2 separate regions of the Homo sapiens genome follow, and region 1 is linked to region 2. The links are chromatin contacts, found by Hi-C in ENCODE. All regions are on one chromosome and are shown on one strand. Each heading gives the region's core, a stretch centred on a gene start or an enhancer-like site at or near the end of the contact. The rest is flanking DNA. Distances are from core to core; before and after follow the strand shown. Region 1 has its middle 48 kb from the start of PLIN2. Region 2 has its middle 26 kb from the start of ADAMTSL1.

The links. Hi-C counts contacts between places; a loop is a spot of excess contacts on that map. Pooled maps may share reads with other maps.
Region 1: a loop to region 2 is called in a map of naive thymus-derived CD4-positive, alpha-beta T cell, with 14 times the contacts of the local background. The contact joins two enhancer-like sites. A Hi-C loop is called at or near these places in 2 of 168 maps with a recorded cell type or tissue (endothelial cell of umbilical vein and naive thymus-derived CD4-positive, alpha-beta T cell), 2 of 37 single-sample maps with no recorded cell type and 14 of 50 pooled maps.

Annotation. Positions count from the first base shown.
Region 1 is chr9:19,172,553-19,178,608 of GRCh38, forward strand. No RefSeq gene overlaps it. Among named protein-coding and RNA genes, the nearest start is that of PLIN2, 48 kb to the left of the region's middle. Within about 2 kb of position 1,784, at least 3 of the 41 ENCODE cell types and tissues checked have a DNase peak (open chromatin) inside an H3K27ac peak, as active enhancers do.
Region 2 is chr9:18,445,451-18,451,484 of GRCh38, forward strand. It overlaps a transcript of ADAMTSL1 not described here. Among named protein-coding and RNA genes, the nearest start is that of ADAMTSL1, 26 kb to the right of the region's middle. Within about 2 kb of position 1,906, at least 6 of the 41 ENCODE cell types and tissues checked have a DNase peak (open chromatin) inside an H3K27ac peak, as active enhancers do.

The DNA.
Region 1 (6,056 bases), core at 534-3,033, 730 kb after region 2:
GAGTTTCCCTGTGCAGGTTGTGAAACATACAACCAATTAAAAATTACTTTATGGCCAGGTGCGGTGGCTCACACCTGTAATCCCAGTACTTTGAGAGGCCGAGGCGGGCGGATCATGAGGTCAGGAAATTAAGACCATCCTGGTTAACACAGTGAAACCCCGTCTCTACTAAAGATACAAAAAATTAGCCAGGCGTGGCACGCTCTTGTAGTCCCAGCTACCTGGGAGGCTGAGGCAGGAGAATCGATTAAACCCAGGAGGCAAAGGTTGCAGTGAGCCAAGATCGCGCCACTGCACTCCAGCCTGGGCAACAAAGCAAGACTCAGTCTCAAAAAAAAAAAAAAATTACTTTAAAGCACTCCTCAAGTATAAATAAATATCAGCATTCTGAAAAATGAAGGGGACTGAAGGTGGTGAGTGCCAGCACATTTTTCTTCCCCAAGAGGAAAAAGAGATATGGCAAAGGATGCCGATTGAATGATAAGATGCCTAGTGTGGTTGGTGCAGGACTACCCTCATGTGTTTGGCAGTATAAGCGGGCCTTTAATCACCCACCTGCCGGTTGTCATACTTCGCATCACCCCTCTCCCCATCACGGGGAAGGGGAGGACATGTCCCTTCCCCAACTCGTGTCTGCCAAAAATGCATTCATGCTACTATTGTTATTCCTTCTCATGCCAAATCTCATCTGTTTATTAGCCTAGGACCTGGGGCAGGGGGCAGTAAGGTTGGGGGATCACTTGAGCCCAGGAGGTCAAGGCTGAAGTGAGCCATGATAGTGCCACTGCACTCCAGCCTGGGTGACAGAGCGAGACCATGTCTCAAAAAAAAAAAAAGACAGAAATTTCTAAATTGTCTTCTATTAACAGTAATCATAAACCAGTGTACACTCTCACTAAAAATATATGAGAATGCCTATTATTCTAAACCAAATATCAGAACTGTTGATATTTACCATGTAAGTTAAAATAGCATCTTTTTGTAGTTTAGTGTGCATTTCTTTTATTATGAAGAAGATTGGGAATCTTTTCCAGAATTTGGGGAGGTAGGTGGGTAAACAAACACAATACAAAAGTACTGTGACAAAGAGTTTTCTAGGAAGGTCAGATAAGGTCCCACAGAGGAGGTGGCATTTGATCTAGGTCCTGAAGGATGAGGGGGAATTCCGCCATGGAGCTTATTGATCCTGGTATGTAGTCAGCCAAAATGTTCAACAACTATATGTTGACTTAAGTGATAAAATCAGCCAGGTGCAGTGTCCCACGCCTGCAATCCTAATCCCAGCACTTTGGGAAGCTGAGGTAGGAGGACCCCTTGACTGCAGGTGTTCAAGACCAGCCTAGACAACACAGGGAGACCTCATGTTTCCAAAAGACACAAAAATTAGCCTGGTGTGGTGGCCCGCGCCTGTAAGTCCCAGCCACTCTGAAGGCTGAGGCAAGAGGATGACTTGAGCCCAGGAGCTTGAGGCAGCAGTGAGCTGTGACTATGTCAATGTACTCCAGCATGGGGAACAGAGACTCTGTCTGAAAAAAATAAAAAGAAGTTATAAAATTGAGATGTTTGGGTTGAGGTGAGAGGATTGCTTGAGTCTAGGAGTTCAAGGTTGCAGTGAGCTATAATTGCACCACTTCATTCTAACCTGGGCTACAGAGCAAGACCCTGTCTCCTTAAATAAATAAATAAATAAACACATATATAAGACATATAGGCAACAAGTTTTCTGGATGGCTAAGGGGATTTTTTGCTATACGTGGCAAGACACTGACACACAAATACCAGTACACGATTAAGCAAGCCACCCAGTATGACTGGGTCAGTCCCGGGGGAACTGGGCAGGAGCTTTATAGTGTACATCTGGTTTCTTCTACTTTTTGGATGTTGAGCGACATCTAATGGCCAAATAGGAAAAAGTCTATGTTTTCAGTTTCTTCTTTTCCTTTCCTTCTTTCTTTCCCTTCCTTCCTTCCTTTCTCTTTTTCTTTCTTTCTCTCTCTTCCTTCCTTCTTTCCTTTCTCTCTCCTTCCTTCCGTCCTTCCTTCCTTGTTTCATTCTCTCTCCTTCCTTCCTTCCTTTCTTTCTATCCCTTTCTCTCTTCCTTCCTTCCTCTATTTTTTCCTCCCTCCCTTCCTTCCTTTCTTCCTCTCCTTCCTTTCTTCTTTTTCTTTTCTCTCTGTCTCTCCCTCCCTTCCTTTTCTTTCTTTCTTTCTTTCTTTCTTTTTTTCTTCCTTTCTTTTTTTGACAAGGTCTCACTCTGTTGCACAGACTGGAGTGCAGTGGCACAGTCACAGCTCACTGCAGCCTTGATGTCCCGGGTTCATATGATCCCCCCACCTCAGCCTCCTGAGTAGCTGGGACTATAGGCATGTGCCACCACGCCTGGCTAATTTTTCCGTTTTTTGGCTGCCCAGGCTGGTCCAGTATTTTATTTTCAAAGAAAATTCTCTTGTAGGAACACATACACAACCTAAAAAAAAGTTTCTCCAGATTTAAGGAAAACTTGAGTCTTATTTTTCCCTGTGAACATAGAAGAAAACTGAATAAATTAGAGGTAAGCTAATTTTTTTTTTTTGAGACTATTTCTCTCTTGTTGCCCAGCCTGGCATGCAATGGCAATGATCTCGGCTCACTGCAACCTCACCTCCCGGGTTCAGGCGATTCTCCTGCCTCAGCCTCCCGAGTAGCTGGGATTACAGGCATGCACCACCATGCCCGGCTAATTTTTGCATTTTTAATAAAGACGGGGTTTCACCATGTTGGTCAGGCTGGTCTCGAACTCCTGACCTCAGGTGATCCACCTGCCCTGGCCTCCCAAAGTTCTGGGATTACATGCGTGAGTCACTGCACCCGGCCAGAGGTAAGTTAATTTGTGTGGTAATTTTCTTTTCTTTTTTCTTTTTCTTTTTTTCTTTTTTTTTTTTTGAGACAGAGTCTACCGAGTCTTGCTCTGTCACCCAGACTGGAGTGCAGTGGTGCAATCTCAGCTCACTGCAACCTCTCTCCCCCGGGTTCAAGCGATTCTGCTACCTCAACCTCCCAAGTAGCTGGGATTACAGGCGCCTGCCACCGCGTCCGGCTAATTTTTGTATTTTTAGTAGAGATGGGGTTTCAGCATCTTGGCCAGGCTGGTCTTGATCTCCTGACCTCGTGATCCACCCACCTCGGCCTCCCAAAGTGCTGGGATTACAGGCGTGAGCCACTGTGCCCGGCCTTGTGTGGTAATTTTCATCAAATGAAATAGAAAAAAAAGATGTTAGAATTGGAAGAGACCTTACATCCAATCTCCTCATTGTGTCAATAAGGAAATTTATGTCCAGAGAGAAATGATTTGCCCAAAGCCACACAGCTAGAGAGTTATTAATGCTGTAATATAGTCGTGATTTTGCTACAATGAAGAGAGGAACAGTGAATATATTTACCCATCCATTTGCAAAGCAAAAAAAAAAGGGCAAATACTTTCTGATTACTTTAAAACCTAATAATGTATAATATTGGCCATGCATGGAATTTAATACTATAATGCTCAATAATATAGTAGTTACTGGCAATTAGGGTCTTGGCCTAGGGTATTTGATTTTTCAGGCCAATAGTGGACAAAAACAGACAAATTCCTATGAATGCCAGACTACATTTCAAAAGACCCAAGTAAGATTTTGACCTCTGTAACCTGAGAGTTGCTTCCCTAATATTTCTCTTTGCCTCTTATCTGACAATAGGCAAAGTTGAGGTAGGAGATGAGTATCAAACCACATCATTTAATCAACCAACCCGTAAACATGTATATATCCCCTTTTGTATGTTTAGCATCACAAGGATTGTGGGGACACAACTGTATACATAATGGAGAACAAGTCATGGTGAACTCACTTCTCCTACCTGTTGATAGGAGTTGAATCAAAAGCAGCTTTGAGGTAGAAGGGAAGTTACAACAATACTATAACCACTCTTGCAGATATATTTATTAACTCATTGGTAAGTATTTGTTGAGTATCTACTATATACCAGTGCTAGGGATACAACAGAAATCCAGACCCAAACTCTCCATGAAGCTTATAACCTGGTAACTATATGCCAACAATTGTGATAAGTGCTACAAAAAGAAAGTACTGACCGGGCGCGGTGGCTCATGCCTATAATCCTAGCACTTTGGGGGGCCGAGGCAGGTGGATCACCTTAGGTCAGGAGTTCAAGACCAGCCTGGCCAACATGGTGAAACCCCATCTCTACTAAAAATACAAAAATTAGCCAGGCGTGGTGGCACATGCCTGTAATTCCAGCTACTTGGGAGGCTGAGGCAAGAGAATCACTTAAACCCGGGGGGTGGAGGTTACAGTGAACTGAGATCGCACCACTTCACTCCAGCCTGGGCGAAAAAGCGAAACTCCATCTCCAAAAAAAAAAAAAAGAAAGAAAAAAGATGATGCTTTGGACCAGAGTGGTATAGAAGGAAGTGGTGAGAAGGGTTTGGATTCCGGAAATATTTTTAAAATAATATCAACAGATATTGTTGATACTTTAATGTGGGGTATGAGAGAAAGAGAGGATTTAGGGATGATGCCAAGATTTTTGGCTTGAACTATTGGAAGGGTGGAGTTAGTGGCTGGGCACGGTGCTCACACCTATAATCTCAGCACTTTGGGAGGCCAAAGGGGAGCGAAATGCTTGAAGCCATGAGTTCGAGACCAGCCTGGGCAACATGGCAAAACCCTGTCTCTACAAAAAAATACAAAAATTAGCTGGATGTGGTGTGGTGTGCCTACAGTCCCAGCTACTTGGGAGGCTGAGGTAGGAGGATCGCTTGAGCCTGGGAGGCAGAGGTTACAGTGAGCCAAGATTATATCACTGTACCACTGCACTCCAGCCTGGTGATAGAGTGAGACCCCATCTCAAAAAAAAGAAAAGAAAAAGAAAAAAAGTGGAGTTACTGATAACTACAGTGGGGATTTATGTCATGTACATATCTTCCATATATGCATATATCTTTGTCACCTCTCAATAGTGCCTTCATGACCAGAATCTTTTTTTTTTTTTTTTGAGACAGAATTTTGCTCTTGTTGCCCAGACTGGAATGCAACGGCACGATCTCAGCTCACTACAACCTCCACCTCTTGGGTTCAAGCTATTCTCCTGCCTCAGCCTCCCGAGTAGCTGGGATTACAGGCATGCACCACTAAACCCAGCTAATTTTGTATTTTTAGTAGACAGGGTTTCATCATGTTGGTCAGGCTGTTCTCGAACTCCTGACCTCAGGTGATCCACCCGCCTTGGCCTCCCAAAGTGCTGGGATTATAGGCATGAGCCACTGTGCCTGGCCCCAGAATCTTAAAAATATATTGTTCATAGCCAATATATATTTATTATTTATGTGTGAGACATGATATCACTAATGTAAATATAATATTAACGGCTTTTTTGTTTGTTTTTGAGACGGAGTCTCACTCTTGTCACCCAGGCTGGAGTGCAATGGCACAGTCTTGGCTCACTGCAACTTCTGCCTCCCAGGTTCAAGTGATTCTCCTGCCTCAGCCTTCCAAGTAGCTGGGTTTACAGGCACCCAGCTAATTTTTGTATTTTTTTGTAGAGATGGGGTTTCACCATGTTGGCCAGGCTAGTCTCAAACTCCTAGCCTCAAGTGATCTGCCCGCCTCAGCCTCTAAAAGTGCTGGGATTACAGGCATGAGCCACTGTGGTGCCTGGCCCTGAATTTTTTTTTTTTTTTTTTTTTTTTTTGAGACAGAGTCTTGCTCCATTGGCCAGGCTGGAGTGCAGTGGTGTGATCTTGGCTCTCTGCAGCCTCTGCCTCCCGGGTTCCAGCGATTCTCCTGCCTCAGCCTCCTGGGTAGCCGGGATTCCAGGCACACGCCACCATGCCCAGCTAATTTTTTTTGTATTTTTAGTAGAGACGGGGTTTCATCATGTTGGCCAGGCTGGTCTTGAACTCCTGATCTCAGGTGATCCGCCTGCCTTGGCCTCCCAAAGTGATGGGATTACAGGTTTGAGCCACCGTGCCCTGCCACCCCTGAAGTATTTTTAATTGGACAGATTTTCTTAATTTT
Region 2 (6,034 bases), core at 656-3,155:
CAGTATATTTAAGAGTTCTTCAATATCCCATATTTACAAAACAGGTAGTTAATAGTAATATTTGGTATCTATATTATTCTGTGGTTTCAAAATTTTGTCATTCCATTTTATTGATGGGTAAACTGAAGACTTAAAAATATTGTGATAAACAAAGAGTTTACCAAATGTACACCAAAAAAGAAAATACTAACCAAGACTCATATACAAAATGCTGAAAGTATTTGATTCCCTACTTGACTGGAGACATCTTGAAAAATTTTTTTATCATCAGTTGAATTTTTATAAAACATTTTTAGTTTACCTTTACTTGAATGTATTTAGAAAATCCAATATTTTTTAAAACCTACATTTAATCTTTGTCATGTGAAAAAAGTACAATTATCAGAATAATCAGAATAATATACTAAGAATTATAAGGAGCTAGTAGTGACTATATGCACAATACTGTATCAAATATTTGTAAACATTTTTATATTTAATCCTTATAGTTACCCTATCATGTAGGTATTCATCCCCCTATTTTATAGAATAAACTGTGGTTCATGAAGATTAGTAACCTGCTTAAGACAATATAACCAGGAAGCGATGGACCCAGAGTTTGATTCCAGATTTCATCCCAGAACCCAAGATTTCTTCCTGTATTGAACAACATTTACATTAGCTCAATTGTGCGATTACCTCTAGCAGAAAGGTAGAGGTATAAATGTCTTACAGAGCAGGAAAAGGAAAAAAGAAACTCCACAGTGATCTTTTAGGATTGACGTTCCAGAAACTCTATATATGGGCTTAAGTCTAAGATGAAAACTAAATCTCACTCCCAAATTCTCTGTAGGAAGATATGCCTGGGGGAAAAAAATGTTGACATAAATATTAGTCTAGATTCGTGCTGGTATACTTGGTTTTCTGAAAGCATTTAAAGGCATGAACTAAAAATGTTCTGCTACTCTAAATTTGTTTTTGTTTCTTTAAAATGCAAAAATAAGCAAGTATGGGTTTTATTGATTTTAAAATCAATTAGAATTCTACCAGATTATAAAAAGTATCACAAAATGTCAACCAGCAAGGATGCCTGTGCAGGCAATTGGGCTGACATGTTTATTGTAATGTGAACGTGCAGAAACTGGACCATACAAAAGGCCAAATGGGTCCATTCCAAATCAATCTTTTAAAGCAACTTGAGGGAAACAAGGCATATTGGTCCTAGAACAAAATAGAATCAGCAAAGCCTTTGACGTAGATCTTCATACAGATAAAATGCATCTGGGTGCAAACACGTTTTTCTCAACATGTTCTTACCTATGTCATCTAAAAAATAGTATTCTTGAACTTTCGGGTAATAGTGCTTGTCTTAGAACAGAATTAGGCCTACCTTGGACCATATCCAAAGAGAAGGTTTGGTTCCAAAAGTACCTTGAAAGGAGTTCATTGTAACGTGATTTCCTATAAAGGCAGTCAGAAGTGTGGACTGAAGACAGTTTTGAGGGATAAAACTTGCTTTAAAATTTCAAATTAACATGAACATTTTTTTTTTTAAACAAAACTTTCCTTGTGCTGGAAGGGGAGGTGAGACAATCACAAAATGTGGGTCACACAATCACTATGTGGGTTGTTTACATAGTTTTTGACTAGTTTGGAACAGTGGTAGCAGAGAGTGTTTTGAACTCTGTTTACCACAAGTAACAAAATCAAAATAAATATTCAGCTGGCTTCATAATGAAGCAAATATTTTCTGTATTATATAGTAATGAAAGTCAGTGTGCATGGTAAATAAAGGTTGCTCAAGGGCTCCGTGAGAAAAAGCCAAATGCCGAATGACAGCCAGAATTCTACTACAGAGCAAAGAGAGCCTGGAAATGTGTCACAATCCCTGAAGCTGAATGTTGTGCCGTGTTTGGTTTGGTGCTTGCTTTATTTTGTAGAAAGGGGAAAGTGTTCAGTGCCGGTAGGACTGGCTTCATGCCCTTGGTGTCATTACTCATTGAAATAATGGGGAAAATGAGAGCCAAACCTGTGGGGAAGAGGGAGGGAGGGAGACTTCACAAATACCTCAGTTCAGTATTTAAAAGGAAGGGACAAAAATAGAACCACTAAAAGAAAGTAAAGCAATGACATTGTCCTGGATGGGGGAATCAGGCTGTTAGAGGCACCTGATGCAAAACAAAATGTCTCGCAATTATAAGTGTGTGTTTGGAGGCTTAGCAGGACATACACTGCTAAAGAGTCCTCAGGGAGCTCTTTGCTAGACCCTTTCTGAATGTCTATTGCTGTTCATTCTTTCTTGAAATAGAGTACCTTCCTCCGGAGAGTCTCATAAGCCTCTCTGCCAAATGAGTTTGCTTCCTTTCTCTATATGCATGCCCCTCAGGGGCCTGGTGACAGTAGCTCTTTGAATGCAGAAGAGCCCAAACTTTGATGTATAAAAAATTGCAGGTGTCGAGCACACATGGTTGTGCATTTGTGGGATGTGAGCAATTTGGTTTGGTTTATGGGTTTCAGTCCAAAGCTTTGAAAACTTTGGAAAACACTTTTCAAGACCACCAAAACAAGAGATTTGTGTGCGTGCTCGCTCTCGCTCTTTCTCTCTCTCTCTCTCTCTCTCTGCCATAAAGTATTTGCCCAGAAAACAAGAGAAAACAAAAATCAATTAATAAACAAAACCCCAAGCCTCAGTAATAAATTCTTTTATACACTTAGGAATACCCAGTTAAGAACCACTCTGGGTATTTTGTTCTTTTATGATGATTTTGTTGAGCTGCTCAGGAAGAATGTTAAGGAGGAGGCTTGGAGAAAGAAGTTTGGCATGGACAGTCAAGGTTCTGCTGCCAGCCAGCCAGTGTGGGAAGGACACAGGACACTGGATGAGCTAGCCATCCACCTGCTGTCAGGGGAAAATTATTGCTATTGTAACCACAAACTGAGAAGTTTGAAACTAGGACAATGAGATCAGGGCCAAATGTCACAACTGCCAGGGAGAAAAGGGAAAGAATTATAAAGGTCATGACCTACCTTTCCAAATTTTTACTTTTAAACCCCTAAAAGAATTTAGAAAATATCGACCACAGGCACATTTGTAAGTTGGCATTTAAAATTCATCATCATAAGTTGAAATAGTTGCAAAGGAAGTTATATCTGGAAAATTATAAATATTAATTGTAGATGTTTCTGCTAGAATGTAAATACCATGCCAGTTAGATACTCAGTTATTCATAAAAGTAAATATATTGGACATTTATCTCATTTTCTTTTCTCTTTAGACTCATGCTATCATAACGTAGTATATTTTATGATTGAAAGTTTTCCTCTTTCTGCAAAATAAAAAAGAACCAAAAGTATGGCTGCCCAGGTATACCTTACTGCAAAAAATATATAGAAAGTAAAATTTAATTTTAAAGTTTAATTTTAAAAAATGCTCTATGGTTACAAGGCTCGAATGTTTAAAATTTATGTGAGTGATATATTATTTCAAGTATTATTAATATCAAATAATAGCACAAATAATATAAATTTTTATACTATGCTTTATTGAAAATACTAAATAAAATATATGGGGGTTTTCTTTTCTCTTAAGTAGTTCATCAGTGGATAAACATTTCTTGCCAGAGTGAGACACAGTTACTCATAAATCCTGTTTTTAACTTCCGCATTTATTCATGTGAGTGAGAAGAGCACTGATTATATAAAAAGCATGAGTTGGGGGGATTTAGGGAGGAATTCTGAAATAGCATAAATTCTTTGAACTTTTTCTGAGTTGTATGTCAAAAATCACTTAGTAATTAATGATCAAAAATTAAATTTAGTTTATCAGCTAGCAACTCTATTATATAATTTAAAAATATAATTATATAATTTATATTTAAAAATCTAAATAGCTTGACATGCAAAATGATTTGTAAAACAGTGATTAGAGCCAACACAGTCGTAGAGCCATTTGCCTTCTTTCTTTCTGGAATGTATAATACTAAAGGGCTTTACCAAGACTTAACATATGACTATTAATTATATCTGTTGGTTTTTCTCTTAGAGGAAACTTGTTTAACTTAATATATTCAGAAATAATTAGGATAATTGAAATATAGCTAATATATCTTTGGCAATACATTTTATTTTGATAAAATGATATTATCACATCCTGTGTTTTAAATATACTGTTTCCAATACTTTGTAATTGCAAAGACACATATCAGATAAAGGACTTGTGTCTAGAATATGTAAAGACCTCTCACAACTCAGTAATAGGAAAATAACCCAATAAAAATTAGACAGAAGATCTAAACAGAAAATAGATACAGATGATAGATGCAGGTGTCAAATTAGCACATGAAAAGCTTTTTCAACGTTATTAGTCATTAGGCAAATGCACAGTAAAACCACAATAATACACTACTATATACCTAGTGGAATGGCTGGCATTTTAAAAACTGGCAGTAGTAAGTGCTGGCAAGGTTGCAGAAAAACTCTCTGACATGGCAGTGAGAATGCAAAATGGGAGAGTGCTTCAGAAAATAGGTTGGCAGCTGCTTACATTAAGTTAAATATACACCTAGCATAAAATTCAGCAATCCCATTCCTAGGTATTTATACAAGAGAATGAAAAGATTTCTCCATGCAAATATATGTACAGGAATGTTTGTAATAGATTTATTCATAATCACCAAGAACTGGAAGCAACCAAATGTCCATTAACTAGTAAATAGGTAACGAAATTATGGAACATCCATACAACGAATGTACATTCTGTGATAAAAAGTGGAGCTGGCTGACTACAACAAGACACAAGGGAATTTCATGGAGCGATGGAAATATTCTATATCTTGATTGCTGTGGTCGTTACATGATTGTATACATTTGTCAAAACTCATAAAATTGAATGCCCAAAATGGGTAGATTTTACTGTATTCAACTTATACCTCAATAAACTTGATGTTTTTAAAAAAACACACTTTATAGGTACAAATTTAGCTCACTCAATTAATGAAAATATATTTGCCATGTAAGTAAATCAGCAAAGTCAGTTAGGAAAAGGTCAATTTTATCTTTCAGTTGAAATGGATGTGTTAATATGTAGCTGCATGAAAACCATATCTCTTTTTAATTCTAGGAACCCAGATTCATATATACATATATAGATATATATATTATGTATACATATATATGTATGTATATATGTGCATATGTGTGTATACACACACACCACATAGAACTTTTCTGTGACTCAGAAAAAGTAAGTTAATCCCCTTTACCAAACTTACCAAACTCCCTTTGCTTTGTTGTCACTAGACAACCTCTGAAGTGATTCATTATTTGACAATAGTTGAGAGAGTAGGAAGAGGCAACATGGTTAAGTGAAAAATGTCATCATTTCCATTGTCCACTCTACAGTATATCTGGATTCAGAATATCATTACATAGAGTAAAATATCCTGCTTCTAAAGCCATGCTTTGCTTTTACAAAAAAATTGTATAAAACAGGGAAAGACAAGAACTGTAGTCTGGGTTTGTGGTTACTTAATTAAAGGAGTTTCATTTAAACCAGTATTTTGAATCATTCATTTGCTTGGGGTCCTGAGTTTTATACCCAGGGGTAAGACACCAAGGTAAGTTTCAGGTACTTTTGAAAAGTCAAAGAAACATGCTGTAAGAAGGGGGATTGGGATAGGAAGCCATCAGCACACCACAGCTGCATGTGCATTCTCCTGCCGTTCAGTTCAAGGAAAACCATTTTATCAAAGCTGAGAATATTCTTTTCCTTGAAACAATCATGTTTGCATACTCCTTGGAAAGATGTTGGGTACCTCCATGCATACCTCAATGTAAAGGGCATACTAGTATACCAATTTTTATGGTAAGATCGCCACATAAGATAACTTGCTGTCATTTTTTCAACCTAGCTTATAATTAGTTTAGAAGTGATTTTATGTCTACAATTTCCATACGATTTTATACCTGCAAATTGAACACAGCTTTACCTGTCTAAATATGGTTATGTGTACCTGTATTATAGCCATGTGAATGGACAGAAGAGAAGAATTGTGTT